Regions from separate parts of the Mus musculus genome. Here region 2 is linked to region 1. A link is a loop called in an ENCODE intact Hi-C map of the cell type or tissue named here. Cell type or tissue: left cerebral cortex. All regions are shown on one strand.

What was found. A loop is a pair of places that touch in the nucleus more often than their neighbours do. Peaks named below come from ENCODE experiments on the same cell type or tissue, not always from the same donor. Only the 100,000 strongest peaks of a DNase experiment are listed, where the experiment ranks them.
Region 2: it touches region 1 in a loop (9-fold over the local background); 1 of 42 quality-filtered maps calls a loop at or near these places.

The regions. Positions count from the first base shown.
Region 1 is chr12:108,507,289-108,515,288 of GRCm38, reverse strand. It overlaps Eml1 (echinoderm microtubule associated protein like 1), which reads right to left. Exons shown (of 22, transcript NM_001043335.1): 7 at 6,054-6,203; 8 at 5,043-5,112; 9 at 3,358-3,468; 10 at 2,219-2,314; 11 at 777-911; 12 at 74-173. Among named protein-coding and RNA genes, the nearest start is that of Evl, 43 kb to the left of the region's middle. In left cerebral cortex, a CTCF peak has its summit at 4,049 (motif pointing right); DNase peaks (open chromatin) are centred at 4,094, 4,521 and 6,171; H3K27ac peaks cover 1,426 bases.
Region 2 is chr12:108,429,162-108,437,161 of GRCm38, reverse strand. All of the region lies in intron 1 of Eml1 (echinoderm microtubule associated protein like 1), which reads right to left. Among named protein-coding and RNA genes, the nearest start is that of Eml1, 10 kb to the right of the region's middle. In left cerebral cortex, no CTCF peak of the experiment used is centred here; DNase peaks (open chromatin) are centred at 390, 1,365, 3,850 and 4,507; H3K27ac peaks cover 3,662 bases.

The DNA.
Region 1 (8,000 bases):
AAACCCCACCGCCAATGTCTTAGTCACCGCATTACCAAAGACATTGAATGGCTTTAGGAGAACTGCTCATTACCTTTCCCCCACACCAAGATGTTGCCGCTTGAATCTCCAGTAATGGTGTCGCCATTTTCAGAAAACGTCACGCAGAGAACAAACTTTGGCTTCTCTTGTTTCTGTGGAATGTAATGAGTAAGTGTGGGAATGTTATTTACCGAAGACAGCCTTTTATTTGTGTTAAGTTAGAGTCCCAGCAACTCCAGCTGGACCACGCCAGCCTCTGGAGTTGGGAGTTTTTAGTTTTATGTACCGTCAGGAGACATGTTCTTCCAGAGTACTTGTTCTAGGAGAAAGAAATTCCGGACAACTCAATGGCTGGGGAATGAAGCCCAAAGCTGCAGAGAGTTTAAGCAGGGTGGTGGTAAGGGGGACATAAGGGAGGGGCTATGCTGTCAAGCATAGAATGATGGACAGGGTCCTGTCTACCTTAGCAAAGCCAGGTTGCCAGTCCCTAGCAACCAGTGCCCATATGCAGGCTCCTTGCAGCTAGCTGCCCCACCAGGAGGTCTGGACCTCCATCTCCATTTTATTACTGGGGAGATCCTCAAGACCGGAGGACTTCCCAACTGTACGGGGAACCCCAAGGGAGCACCTTTTTATCTACACCTTCATATTTATCACTAAAACAATCACTAAGACTGAAGTATCTCAGCGCTCCCTTATAACCCAGCCCCTCCCAGGTGCCATGCAGGAAAACTGAAATGGCAGGCACAGTTTACCTCAAACAACCCTTGCTTCTTGTTAAGGGAATTTCCTTCTAGGGTCCAAAAGTAGAGATGTGACTTCCCGCAGGTGACTATGATATTGGTGTCTGTGGGGTGGAAGTCCGCCGCAAATACCGCTTCGTTCGAACACTTTAAGACAAAGCAAAGCAGAGCATCAAATGCCGCAGGCCTCTTAGGATGCTTAACAAAACTGTTCGAGTGGGGCACTGAGTCTCTCAAGCCCCACCGACTTCACCTTCCCGGTTATTCTGGCTGCTGCCAGTTTTCTTCTTTGTTTTCTGCTGTGTGGCTGGAAGCCAGATGTCAACAAGGACCAAGAAGGCAGCTTTGCAACTAGCTGAGCACTGGGGTCACTCCTTGGGTGGTGACATCCAGGTGTCACACCCCCTCCCCCTTTCTAGTGACTGGGGTCCCTATGAAGGACCCAGGACTCTGCATGTACCGCAGCCCTGTGAGCCTGCCTTACTGTGGCTGCCAGGTCCCCCACTTCTCTTGCTTCTGCTTCTGCATCAACGACCTAAGTCAGTTTGGGGTCCCATGAGGTGGCTCTCTGGCAGCTGCTCTAGCAGAGCTCAATCCATATTCTGACTTCCAGGATTGGTGTCCTGGTCTGTCGCATCTAATCCCTGACTGTTGCTTCTATGTAATGATTCAATTCTATGTTCTTAATCCCGGCTGGTCCTCTGCCCCTGGCTGCTTCTAACCTGGCACAAGGGGTGAACAACATACATCTCTGTTGGCAATGTTAGAAGACAGAATGTCAGGCCAGGAGACACATCCGATTAGAACACCTGTCTGCATCCCAGACACTAGACAGAAAGCTGGGTAGCTAAGGCTTTCTGAGAGCAACCTCCCGTAAGGCTGTTTGAGCAAAGAAGGCTGGCTGATAGTTTCCCTGGGGTTGCATAAGTCAGGTTAACCGAGGCCGACAGATGCCAAGAGGAGAAACGAGAAGTGGGATCTATGAAAATAGGAATCCAGGGGTGCTCTTGACAGAAGGGAGCATTGAGAGAACTATAGGTGTGTCAATTCAATGTTTTGGGTGAAGTTGACTTGAGGCAGAGTCCCGACCTCAGGGGTGCTGGTATCCATGTCTCCTGCAGTCCCACAGAGTGGCTGGTCTTGAGCATGCCTCAAGCATTGACCACCTCCAGCCCTCCTCACGGGTGGCAGCCCAGCACATAGTGGTTTCCTGGGTTTGTTATATGAATAAAAGCCAGCAAAGAAGTGACTGGTTGTCTAAAATTAATTAAATCAAATGATTAAAATAATTAAAATTAGGCTTGCACTATGAAATAAGGAAAACGAAGAGTTCCACAGACCCTGGCAGGTCTTAGGCAGGGTCTCATGGGGGTGGGGACTGTGGGTGGCCCTGGAGCCTGCTGGCTGTGCAGGCAGTGCCCTGTGGGACATCACAGTAAGTGGCTCATGCGAACCTTCACGTCGGCCAGTCTCTCTTCTTTCTGCCAATCCCACACGGACAGCACGTGATCGTTGGAATCATCCACAGCACAGAGATGGCCTCCTCCGTTCTGCCAAGAAAAAGTGATTCGCAGGAAGACTGCACTGAGACCCAAGTGGGACCAACACGATTAAAAATGAGCGTTGATTTTACTTTTGGTTTGGTTTGGTTTTGTTTTTTTGAAACAGGGTTTCTTTGTGAAAGTAGCCCTGGCTGTCCTAGAACTAGCTCTGTAGACCAAGCTGGCCTCGAACTCATAGAGATCTGCCTGCCTCTGCCTCCCCAGTGCTGGAACTAAAGGTGTGCGCCACCACCGCCTGGGGATTACTTTTTTTAAAAAAAAATGTGCATTGGTGTTTGCCTGCATATATTTCTGTATTAGAGTGTCAGATCCCCTGAAACTAGAGTTACAGACAGCTGTGAGCTGCCATGTATGTGCTGGGAATCGATCCCGAGTCCTTTGGAAGGCCAGTATTCTTAACCATCTCTCTATCCCTGATTATTTTACTTTTAATTAAGAGCTCATTACAGAGCTAGGTAAAGAGCCTAGCTGGTAAAGAGCTTGCCGCACAAGCCTGAGGACCCAAGTTCGATCCCCAGGACCCGCAGCTGGGCTGTGGTGGTGTGCACTCTAATGGCAACACTGGGATGCAGAGGCAGGCAGATGCTTAGAGCTTTCTAGCCAACTGCCCTGGCTTAAACAGAGAGCCCAGGTCTCAGTGAGAGACGCTGTCTCAAAGTCAAGGTAAAGAACAACAGGAGAGGTTGACTGCAGCCTCTGCATGAACGCACATGCACGCTCACCCCCCACCTGCCTGCACATCCCACCCCCAACACACACCAAGGGTCCATTATACCAGAGATGAGGAATGCATACTCCATTGTTCTTGAGGCCGGCTTTCCTGGCCAGGCCCACGGCTGTTTTAGGATTATATGCAGAGCAAAGCACAAGAATATCACACAAACAGGGACATCTGATGTGAGGATGCGTACACGGACGAGCGAGTGGCTCGAGGATGGGTGTGTTGGGCTAGCATGCCTTGAGAAAGGCTGGAAGCCTGGTGGCTAGAAATGTTTGGTCGGAAATGTGTCCCTGTACATTCTCATACTTACAGACTTTGAGAATGCGATGCAGGTGACAGCCCGGTCAAAAAAGCCTATTCCAATGACATGCAGAGTGTTCAGTGTCACAGAGTCCCAGATGCGCACATGTGGTGGCAGTTGCTGTTTGAAAAGAACACAGCCATCATTTGTGACTGTTGGGTAATTACTTCTCTTTACCTTGGAACCATAAAATTATTTTGACAGTGACTTCGGTTTTGCCAAACAAAGTCTTTTTTCTGTATCTGAGGACTCAACTCAATGAAAACATTCGCAGTGACCTAAGGAAACTCTAGGCCCGTGAACCATGGAGATGTCGGGAGAAGGCTCTCAAGTTTTAAACTTTGACTATCCACTCTCCAACACCCATACCAGAGGAACAGACACGCCTTTTGTATATTTGCATTTCTCTAAATTTTAGAAACGACATTTCACCAAATAGCACCACAGTGCAGTCAACAGATCCATCATCGCGAAAGGGTTTGGATTTGTGCCGGCTGGCAGGCAAGTGATAGGCAAACCTTGCTCTTGTTTAGCCTTGTCCCCAAATAGCCAGTTGCCAGGCACCAGACACCAGCATGTGGTCTCTCTAGGTTTCTTCACAGGTCAAAAAGTCTACTCAGACAGCTGTAAATCTCTCTCTAGTTCTATAGTAAGGATTCAATCAGGATGCCAAAAATGGAAATACACTTTCGTGCCACTAGAGGGCGGAAGAAACAGTTTCTAATTTCAAAGAGTTCTTCCAGGGTTTCCTTCTTTTTAAAACATGAACAACTGCTCCTTATGTGAGTTTACATAACAGCAGCCTGGCTTCTGTTATCGATCTTTGCAAGTGTGGAACACTCATAGAGAACAGCATGAAACCAACAGCTAAAATTTGGTATCATGAAAACATCTGTTCAGATAAGAGAGCAGTTTCTAGGCAGATACACATTGATAAAAAAAAATGGAGGTTCCTGTCCTGATTAGCTTCACACCGGGACAAAGCTGTACAAACAGGGACTTAAGAGGCTGTGAGAGTTTTGATAAAACATGACAGTCACTCGTGGATGCCAGCTTGGACGTCTCCTATTTGTCAGGTTCCTCACCTCCTTCCTTCCAAGCCAGACTGAAGCCTTGTTAAAGCGTCTGCAGTCTGTCTGCCTGAAGCTCCCAGGAGCCTCTGTGATCAGCACAAGGCATAAAGTCCACCCACTGAAGAAATGACTGGCAGGCACCCACAGTCAAGGACATCCCATAACATATGGTTACTTGGTGATTTTAACTCTGCTGCTTAGATTGGTATATTTTCGTGTTGATCATGTATGGAGATAAGGATTTCAGGAACTGATCGATTCTTTGATAAGACAATGCGATTTTAATGTGTTGTGGCTGCTGTATGTTATTTTTAAAGACAGTGTCCTGTTACAGAGCCCACAGACCTGCCTGTCTCTGCCTCCTGAACTCTGGCGTTAAAGATGTGTGCCATCCCAACCAGCAGCAATGCTATTTTAAAACTGGCTGAAGTTATGAGGAAGCTCAGGGTGGGGCTTAGGTCACGATGGAACATTCAGTTTGCAGTGAGAGCCCCTGGTGAGGACCCAATGGTTCTCAAATGCTGTGACTACAACGACCAGGCAGACTCATCATCAGCAATGTCGCCAGGAGGTTGTCGCCAGGTCTTTATCAAAGTCAGAAAGACAAGGAGGAAACCTCACCTTTCCATCCTTAGATGTGCCCGCCACTTGTCCCGTTGCTATGGTGATCCTGTCAGGATGGACCGCTAGGCTAAAATAAGGATAATTATCAGACAACCCCACACAAAGGTGCACTTTACTTCTACAATCTTCCAAAAGTTTAAACATAAGAAATCCACACTGCCTAGCTTCTAACAGACTCACCCCAACTACCTTAGCCAGCAAATGCTATTTCATTCATCAGAATGCCCGATTTCCTTTCGGGAACTTCCAACCTTAAGGAAAGGCATCCTTTGTTGGGAAAATAGCATTTCCTTCTCAGAACCACTGACTTAGTCGCCACCCTTTTCTACAAGTCATTTTTGGGTGTGTTAATTAGGAAAGACGTCTCATGTCAGTAGGACCACAAACCCATCTACCCACTGCAAGGTCTTCCCTAAGCTATACTATGATCCATAGGCATGCCAGACTCAGACCTATGTACACAGCAAAGCACGTTTTCATTTTTCGAGGCAGGGTTTCTCTGTATAGCCCTGGCTGTCCTGGAACTCACTCTGTAGACCAGTCTGGCCTCGAACTCAGAAATCTGCTTGCCTCTGCCTCCCGAGTGCTGGGATTAAAGGTGTGTGCCACCACGCCCGGCCTAAACTTTTTTTCTTAAACTTTATAAATTTTTCTTTTTCTTTTTTTAAATTACTGCGCCCCGGCCCGGCCCCGCCCACCACCCAGGCCCCGCCCACCACTGCCATTGCACACAAAGCACGTTTTTCTAAACTTAGAGACCCAATTTGAAGTCTTTAACATTCAGGATGTTAAGAAAGCTTCCTGAAGCTTTTTCCCTCAGATAATCTGGTCACATAGAAGCACAGAGAGCAGAATTAGGGAGCCCAAAGACAACACGGCGAATAGAAAGAAGAGCTTTGCACCTTCAGAGCCCTGCACCACCCCACCCCTGGCTTGTGCCCTGATGCTGAATTCTTTTGGCTAAGGCTAGTTCACCTATGTCCTGCCGACCTGTCTGTGGGGACTCACCACTTGACGTCATCGTTGTGGCCCGCGTAATGCCTCTGCAGCTGCTCCTCCACATTGTAAAGCACCACGACAGACGCAATGAAGTACACGGTCTCCCCGGTCGGGAGCAAGTACAAGTTATTGCGACAGTCTCGCCCCCGGTACCCGTAGCTTAGTGTATGTCAAGATGAAAATCCTTTGCTTTTAAGAGCTGGAGAACTACCGCTTCATTCAACAGGCCCAAAGATGCTGTGAAATGGTGCTATCAGTTTAACCAATTTAGACAACGCTGAACTGAGAACGTGCTGGGTGCAGTGGCGCGTGCTTGTGAGCCTAAACAGATCTCTGTGAGCTCCAGGCCAGCTGGGGCTGCATGGTGAGAGAGGCCATGTCTCAAACAACAGCAAAATTAAATAGATTCTGACACTCAGTGCCCAGTGGACCTCAGTACCTACATACCTAAAGACAAATTTTAAGTGCTCTGTAATAATATGAACACAACATTTTGCAGTGCTGGGAATTGAACCCAGGGCTTTTCCCGTGTTAGGCAAATGCTCTCAGGCTGTGCTTGAGGCAGGTGATCACGGGGTAGCTCAGGCTGGCTTTAGCTCAGATCTTCCTGCCTCAACCTCCCTTGCTCTGGAGTCACAGACATGTCTGGCTACACACCAGGTCTGGTATGAACATTTTTTTTAAAATGAAGACTTTTTTGATTTTTAGAAGCTATTGAGCCAAACAGCTTTTACTGTCTGCAATCTAGGAGCTAAATCTTTTTATTAAACATCACTTTGAAATGATACAAGTACTTATAAAGAATACAAATGTCACTCAAATGTAACAAAGGTTTCAAAATTAATTAACCTGTAACTGTTAATTAAGTTAATGAATTAACTAATGGTGCCCCAGAATTTTGGGGATAATTATCAATGGTTTTAAATTTTATTACACCTTATTTATTGTGTGTGCATGCAAGAGCACAGGGGCACAGGGGCCTGTGTACAAGTGAAGTCAGAGGATTAGTTTGCAGGAGTTGGCCCTCTCCTCCCATCAAGTGGATCCTGGAAACTGAACGCAGGGCTTCAGGCTTGTTAGCAGGTACCTTTAGCCACTGAGCCTTCTCATTGACCTAGTGTTAAAAATTTTCACATGTGTACTTTAAAAGAGCAAAGTGTTACTTAAACTTGAGTGAAAAAAAAAAAAACCCTGCCAAAATGCCATTTATTTGGAGCAAATTTTCTTGTTTCGAGTCTTTTAAAACACAAATAAGGAAGCATTCTTTGAATAACATTTTCCAGATTAGATTTTTAAAACTACTCAATTTAAAGAAGAGGCAGATCCCCTACCACGGCATGAGCCAAAATAGATGGCCAAACAACTTCTAATCTTTTGATTTCCATGAATATGATTCCACCATCTCAAATACTAATTCTTGTCAGCGAAGGCTCGGCAGCACCAACTTAAATCAACATGTCGGGATTGTCTTCAGAGCTCGACTTTATTCCTTGAGTGGCAGACAATCACTATAAACTTGATGTAGAGTCTTGGTAGGTGGGAAAGGCTGCTGCAGCCTTCCTCCATGGTGGAAATGAATACAGCATTGAACAACAGAGACTGACCACTAGCTCTTTAGGGGAGCGTAAGCTCATACCTATAACCCCAGCATTCAGGAGAGTGAGGCAGAAGCATTGCTGTGAGTTAAAGGCTAGGTTCATAGGAAGACCCTGTTTCAAAAAAACAAGTGGTTGGTTTGTTGAAATTATGATCATTAGAGTCCTGACATTTACCCAATTGTACTGGCTGGTTTTGGTTTTTTGAGACAGGGTTTCTCTGTGTAGCCCTGGCTGTCCTGGAACTCACTTTGTAGACCAGGCTAGCCTCGAACTCAGAAATCTGCCTGCCTCTGCCTCCCAAGTGCTGGGATTAAAGGCATGCGACACCACCCCAGCTTGTTTTGGCTGGTTTTGTGTG
Region 2 (8,000 bases), 78 kb after region 1:
TTGTGAGATCAGGAAAAATAAGCCAGTTCGCCATCTCAACAGCATCAGACAAAGCCTAGACAGACTGAGTGAGCTCTGTCTATCTGCATAGACTGTGCTCCCAGCCTCTGGAAAAGTTATCTGTTGTCAGTTCCAGAGAACGTTCTAGACAGAACGCACGTCGTCTTTTGTGCTCATTTCCAAGGATTATTGCTTCAAAGCACGCGCAGCTTTTGCTTGCTTATCTCTTTAAATGGCCCTGGAAATTGGAAGCCCCAATCAGGCGTTCGTGTCAGAAAATTGTGCCAAACGTGCAAAAGCAATCATAGGAAAAAAAAAAAAAAAAAGACAGAGAAAGAGAGAAAAACTCAGAGATATTCCAAGACTGCAGCCAGATCCTCCCTCGTCCCGGGCCCTGCATCTGCTGTTTCCTTTCTTAGTATCTGAGCTAGTGCAGAGAGAATGTAAGCTACTGGATCTGAAAGCAGATGTTACGGGACTCTTTAGCAAACATGCGCCCCTCGTCAGCTCTCTAAACTGCTTAAATCTCTGTCCTCCAACCCCCAATTCCCAGCCCAGCACATATGCCTGTCTCTCCTCTGCTTAACCCAGAAGATTCAGGATTCCTAGATGGCTGGACAAGACAGGCTGGTCTCAGAGCCAGCATCCCGATGTCCTGTGCTGTTCTTGAGTGTGAGCACACCCTGGCCCTAGTTGGAAGACGAAGCTCATTTAGCACTCAGAATCCAGAGGTGAAACTGCAGACTTGTGTAGGCCGGGCAAAGGCTCCTAGAGCGTGGCGTGTGAGCTAGTGCGCGTGAGCTAGTGCGTGTGGTCTAGTTCACGTGCTTGTGGCGTGTGACAGCTGGAACACATGGGTGTTTATCCCACTCCACACCGGACTCTGAATCATTAGTTAGACATTAGGTCTGGAATCCCATGACTTCAGGAGACCATTGTTTCTCAAAAGGGTCCCGGAGGGAACCATTTACAGAAAGACAGAGGTGCACGATTGTGCTCAGCTGGGGTTCCTAAGTGTTTAAAGTCACAGTGACCAAGTAGAACGGCCACCATAGGGGGCAGGGGGAGGGAAGGAGAGCAGGGCCGCATCCTGTGGAGAGGGACTTTTCAGAGTTTTCCCTTGGAACGAGAAACAGAGCTCCATGGACAGGTCCTGGATGAACTCTTGTCTCTGATCTACATACTCAAACATGGTTAAGGCGGAGCATTCTATGTCACATGTGTCTTCCCATGATTATGTTTTTCTAGGCTAAGGAAAGTCGGAAGGTTAATAGAACAAGTTGGAAGTGGTAACGGAAGCTTCCACACACAGCTACAGAGGCGACAGCAGTGTCTGACGCAAGCCATCCTACTGTAGTGTTCTTTGGCAGCACTGAGGATTAAATCAAAGGCGCCCCACATACCAGGCAGGCACCCTGAGCCACAGTCTGTCCCTTCCTTTTTGTTTATTTGGGATGGGGTGTGGAAGCCAGACCCTCACACATGGCAAGTGCTTGCTCTGCACAGAGCTACAGAGCCCAGGATGCTAAAGCTTTCTAAGAAGATTAAAGCTCCCGCTTAGTATTTCCACTCTGAGAAGATTCACTCTGGCTGGGCAAGCAGATCTTGGCCACACAGTGGCTGACACAGACCGCTGTCTGTCCTCCAGGAGGTCCTGGTCTGGCTCGGGGTTAGCGTGCACACCAAGTCAGCTGCGCTGACTTACATCCGGTCCCCATGGTGTGCAGTGGGCTCTGAAGTATGAGGAGAGGGGCTGGGACAGGGTTATAGTAAGAAAGAATATGTGTAAGACAGCCAGCCATGTTCAGAAACTTCTGAAAGTACAAGTGGTTGGGTGCAAGGATTTCTGGGAGGAAAGGCTGCCCCACTGAGCCGTGAGGCAGAAGGAAGCTCAGAGATGCTAAGTGAGATGCTGAGCCTGGGCACTTCCTAAGGCTCAAGCTGTAAGACATCTTAGAATTCAGACATAAGTAAGGCTTCTGTTTTTAAAAGTGTGATGAAGTATAATTTAAAAACAAACAGCAATAAGAAAAAAAATATGTGATATCAGTTGTCTTCACTGGTTTTCTGTTACCAAGACATACCACCATAAACACCTTCACATAAGTTATCAAGAAAAAAGGGTATTTTGATTCACAATCTGGAGGTCCAAGATTGAGGGACTCCACACAGTGATGGCCTCTGGTAGGCAGAGACCCAAGGCAGCCTAGAGCATCATGGGATGAGACAAGAGCTGGCAGGTATAATGTGTGTATGTATGTATGTAAGTGTGTGGGATGTAGTATATGTGTATTTGCATGTATGTGTGGTATGTGTATGTATGTATATGTATGTGTACTACATGGTGTGAGTATGCATGTATATAAGTGTGTATGATATGAGGTATGTGTTATGTATGTGTGTGTAGTACATGGTATATGTATACATGTATGTATATATGATATGTGGTATGTGTGTGTATGTATGTGTGTGTGTAGTATGAAGTGTGTGTGTATTCATGTAGAGAAGTGTGTGTGGTAAATGATGTGTGTGCGTGTGTTAAGTGTGGTGTGTGTCCCTCCCTTCTGGCATTCCTCTTCTTAAGATTCAATTACAGGACTCCAACTAACAACCACAGCTAATTCTAAGTCCCCACCTCTAATCACCACCATTGGATCACCTTCCCATATTGAATTTCAGCACACGAAGCCTTGGGAACGGGCGTGCCCAACACTATCCATATCCAGGCTTCAGCAATAATGACACTTGTACCAAGACCTGTGGCAGCTCACCAGGTGACAGGCAAGCAGAGCTGGCCGACTAAGGTGAGCACCAACTATCCCACAGGCCAGGGCCAAACTCAAGCTGCCTCCTCATCCCCCTTCCTGACTACAGCCATTCTGTCTCCGGACCCACCTTTATCCAACATAACCTACTATTCAGTATGGCCCAAGCACTGGAGCCAGAATGCCTGGGTTCAAACCCTAGTCTCTGAACTTAACCTCCAACAAATTCCTTAAAATGTTGGCCCTGTTTCCTCATCAACAAAATGGACACAGAGTAGCCACTCCGGAGCCCTGTTGTCAGAATCAACCAAGGAAATACATGCAAAGTGCACAAACCAACTCCTGATGATTAGGGACACACTCCACAACAGGGGGACTGCTCTCTCTTGCTCTGCTAAACCTACACACACACACACACACACACACACACACACACACACACGAGCACACACTCTCTGCTGGATAAAGAGAACATGGTTCCTATCTTCCAAATGCCAACCTCTACTTGGGAAACAGTCACTCTGTGGTGTTAGATAAAATTAAGCATGAAACGAAGTCTGAACACATTTTTTATTCCACTGAAGCAGGAAAGAAGCCCAGCAAGCAGATTTTGGAGTTGGGGAGCCATGAGTGCATACTCTGTTCCTCCCCACGGCACTGACCGTCTGAAGCCCTGCCAACCTCCCCAGCCGGCCGAGCCCCCATTAGATCTTCACCCTCCCTGGGGAGCGGCAGCCGAGTGCGTTTCACTATGGGTGTGGTGTGCTTGCGAAGCCACTCCAGAGATGATGATCAGCTCTAAGTGCTATTGCTTAGCCGTCCCAACAGGGATGCCTACAACTGGGGCTAAAACACCTTGTAAACCCTATATAGCATGAAAGAGAGAGAGAGAGAGCCCAACTCCATCCAATCACTTCCCAACTGAAGCATAATTTCCTTAGGAGTGTTAAAATTCTTGTTATGTAATTTCTTTGCGGGGTGGTATTTAAGTCAAATCCTTTTTACTGCTAAAAATTCTGACTTTGCCAAGAGCGACTTCATTATGTCAGTTACTCTGGCAGGAAATAACGTGCTAAGACTGCTAACCACCATATGCTTTCAGCGAATGCTTCTACTTAGTAAGTGAGTGTCCAGCTAGCGCGCTTCTGTATGAGAGTGCTGGAGACGTCTGACTCGGTCAGACCCACCACTCACGGTCCCTCATTCACGATTGCTGGGTTTGTCTTCCAAGTGTCCATGCGCACTCACCCGCTCCCCAGGGAGGGAGGATTACTAAATGTGTACAGGATCTCGCGTCTCACAGTAAGACGTGCCGGCCCTGTATAGACCCAGTGAACACTCTCCAGGAAACCCATTCTGTGCCAGGCACTGCACAGAAGACCCAGAGAACCAAACTGGGAAGAGCATAAATCAGGCAGGGCACCTTACCTACCAGGGAGCCAAGGCACAGTAGGTGGAGGAGCCCTAAGGATCCAGGAATGCTAAGTGCACGCCCTGGAGGATCTTGGATGCCAAAGAGACAGAGAGAGAGGAGTTGCAGGCTTCTGTCACTGAGAAAGGGCACTCCAGTGTCTCGAGCTCTCTAGGTGGTGATGTAATTACTGCTGGTGCTGATGGCTGGCAAAGTGCCAGCTCCCATCCTGGCACCTTGAGGCTCCAGATCCTTTGGCCTGGTCTGCTCAGCACCTCGGATTCACATCCAAGTCCCTCACAGACCAACAGTGACCCTGTTCTCTGCTCGTCCATCTGTCTCCTGTCTCCACCTTAGAGGAGCCGCAAGCCCAGGTACTGTTCCAGCTCCCTCCCCAAGTGCAGATGCTGTCACCCACGGTCTCTCCTGAACCCCACACACACCCTGCATAAATTGCCACAGCCTCTCCTTGGATTTCAGCCTCTGGTTCCCATATCCACTTTTGCTTGCTCTTCCAGACTACCCTCTGCACCACTGACAGCGACCTTTCAGAGCTAAATATCTACCCAGAAGAGGTGACGGCCATTGATAAAGACGAGGAGGATTACACTGGGGCTGAAGTTCAAGGCCTGTATGAGCAAAATACAGAAATCTCTATCTAAAATAAGAAAGAAAAGGACAGCTGAAAGTTTGTTCAGGTCATTCCCCTGCCTCGGCCTCACTCCATCCTCCTGTATCTCTACTCTTCACTCTGAGCTTCCTGCGGCTTTCCCAGGTCTGGATTGTCCTTCCTGCCTCCTGCCCACTGGCGGGCAGTGAGTGGGTTGGAAAGATCAGCCAAGTTTTCCTGAGTGCCCTGACACCCTAACACCTGCAGCACTCTCCCATAGTTCCTTAGTGGGCTTAGCACAAGCTGTTTTGTGGTCACTAAGTAACTGAAAAAAAAAAAAAAAAAAAAAAAGATGTTGACATTTTACTACTGATGAGCACAGTAGGGCTTCCTAAAGGGCAGGGCAAGAGGGCCCAGCGGGTCACTGGAGCCTGAGAACAGTGTGACAATGTGCACAGTTGGGGCCTACATTCTTGTAGAATACACAAAGACTGGATGGAGGGGGCTGAGGGCGGAGTCTGGAGGAGTAGATAGGGAAGACCCTTCAAACCAAACAGGCAAAGACCGAGCTGAGAACACAAAGCCTTCCATGTCTAGAGGGGTCACGCAGTGAACATTTCGTTGTGTGTGTTATGCATGTACGAGTCCATGTCTGTGCACATGTATATGTGTGTGTGTTGCACACAGTTGTGTGTTTTATGTGTCCATGACTGCGCATGTGTGAGTTCTGTGTATACGTGTCCGTGTCTGTGCATAAGCGTGTTAAATGTGTGCACCTGTCTGTGTATGTGTGAGTATTATATGTGTACGTGTCTGTGTCTGTGCATGTGTGGGGCTGGAGCAGAGATCCGGGGTCTTTCTCAGTTGCTCCCCACTTTCTTTTTGCGACAGGACCTCTCACTGAACCTGGATTTTACTTAGACTGGTGGTTAGCAAGGCCCTCCTGCCTCTGCTCCCCAGTGCTGGGGTGGGCTATAGATACAGACTGCTGTCCCTGGCTTTGGATATAGGTGCTGAGGATCCAAATCCTCGTCCTCTTGTTTGAATGGCCAGCACTTTACCCACTGAGCCATCTCCCAACTCTACATTGCCCTCAGCCTACTGTAGGTGTTCACCGGAAACCAGCTTAGTTTACCAAATAGCTTTTAAGCCTTCTCCAGAGTAGCTTTGTGCTGCCTGAAAGGCCACAGCTGGGAACCCTCAACTGCACTCCAGAGGCAGTATCCTCTACAAAGGGTGTACAGAGCAAAGTACACCATCTGTCCAGGACTGTACCCCAATACAGTCAGCATCCTTAGGGACCTGTGGCCTCCAGCTGGTTCCCCCTCCCTCTGACTACAAAGCCCCCTGAAAGAAGTGTCCCATGAGAAGCCCCCAGGCTTGGGTCGTGGTGGGCTGGGCCTTCAGCCATCATATATATTGTAAGCCAGATTGCTCCTGTAAGAGTCGTTATTCAAGGCCAAGAGTTTAAATATTTTCCAAAAAGCTAGCAGAATAAAGAAGGATGACCACCAGCGGCCTAGGAGAACACGGCAAACATATGGTTTTCCACTCCACATGTGTTTTTAAAGAAAGGTAGAGTTCTGAATAAATAAAGCCAGAAGTGTGTCTACCTGGGGTTTTTTTGCAGGTGGAGAATGGGTGTGGGAATGGAGGTGGTAAGGTAGGATCTCACAGCTGAGGCTGTTTGAGCTCGCTGGGTACAGACAATATTAAACTCCTGGATGCCCTACCTTCCACTGGGATTACAGGGAGTGTACACCCACCTTGTACCTGATTCTTTGTTGTTGTTGTTGTTGTTAAAAGCAAATTATTTATCTCTATTTTATGTGCAATGATGTTGTGCCTATATGTATGTATGTGAGCATATATGTGAGAGAATCAGAAGCCCTGGAATTGGAGTTACAGACAGTCAGGAACTGCCATGTGGGTGCCGGGAATTGAACCCTGGTACTCTGGAAGAGCAGCTGGTGCTCTTAACCGTTGAGTGATCTCTCCAGCCTCCTGTACCTGGTTCTTAAATAAGTAATAAATGCTATGCTCTTAGGAAAAAAAAAACAAATAAAAGTCTCCTCCCAAAAATCATTTGTTTAGAGGACATATACTTTGTGCTGACTGAAGTGAAGACTCCCCAGTCTGTATGGAAAGAGCCATGCTCCCAGCAGGATAGGAAATGTGCTTGTCAGATGTCAGGCCATGGGAGGTTTCCATCATCGATGGTCATAAGAGCATATAAGAGGCTTTACCCCCTTTTTATTAGCAATCTTTCTGAAAGCGTTTAGACCATTTCCCCAATACTAGAACCTGCCCTCTTTCTCCTGGCTGATCCAAGATTTTAAAAAGGACAACTAATAGTTCATTAAAGAAAAACTTCTAATTACAAAATAGAGCAGACTGAGTCACTGGAGGGAACGCCTTCAGAACGCGCGAGGCTTGGAGCCGTTTTCTGTGTCCTCAGCAATGCAAATTTTGAGGCTACTAGCTTCAGGGCATGAAGAAACTCCTACAGCAGGTGTTATTTCTCTTTTCTTCGACATACATCCCAACTACTTCTTTTAAATTTAAAAATATGTGTGAAAGGGACTCTCATAATCTCAGAAATAAATTCTATATGATTAGTGATAGCTTTTAAAACACAATTTAGGGTTTTTTCCCCCACTCCAAGCACTTGGCTTGTTTATAATGTCATAAATGCTTGTGGTTACTTATAAAATGGGCTTCTCGCTGGGTGGAGGGCCCGTGCGGCAATTAGGCATCCTCCCATGGGCAGGGCACGCACCCTCACACTCCCACGCAGGCTTTCCCTTTTGATTTGCCACCAGGGACCCTACCCTATCCTTCTAAGTCAGAGCTCTGCCATCGCATGAGAGAGAATGTGTGAAAGTTTAACACGGGCTTGGAGATGCCTCAGTGTCCAGGTGGTTCCTCCGGAGTTCCTAGATCCAGCTAGAACTTTTAAAGTTTTAGTCATTTCGAAAAACTGACCAGAAGTCATAGCTAAGAGACAGCCACCGGTATTACCGACATCAGAAGTGACTAAGATGATTAATAAGGGGGCTGCTGAGATGGCTCAGTTGGTAAAGGTAACTGCCATTAAGCCTGATGACCTGAGCTCAGTTCCCTGAACCCACACAGTGGAAGGAGAGAGTCAGTCTCTGCAAGCTGTCCGCTAGTCTCCATCCACATGCAAGGCAGGCACAAACACTCATGCATA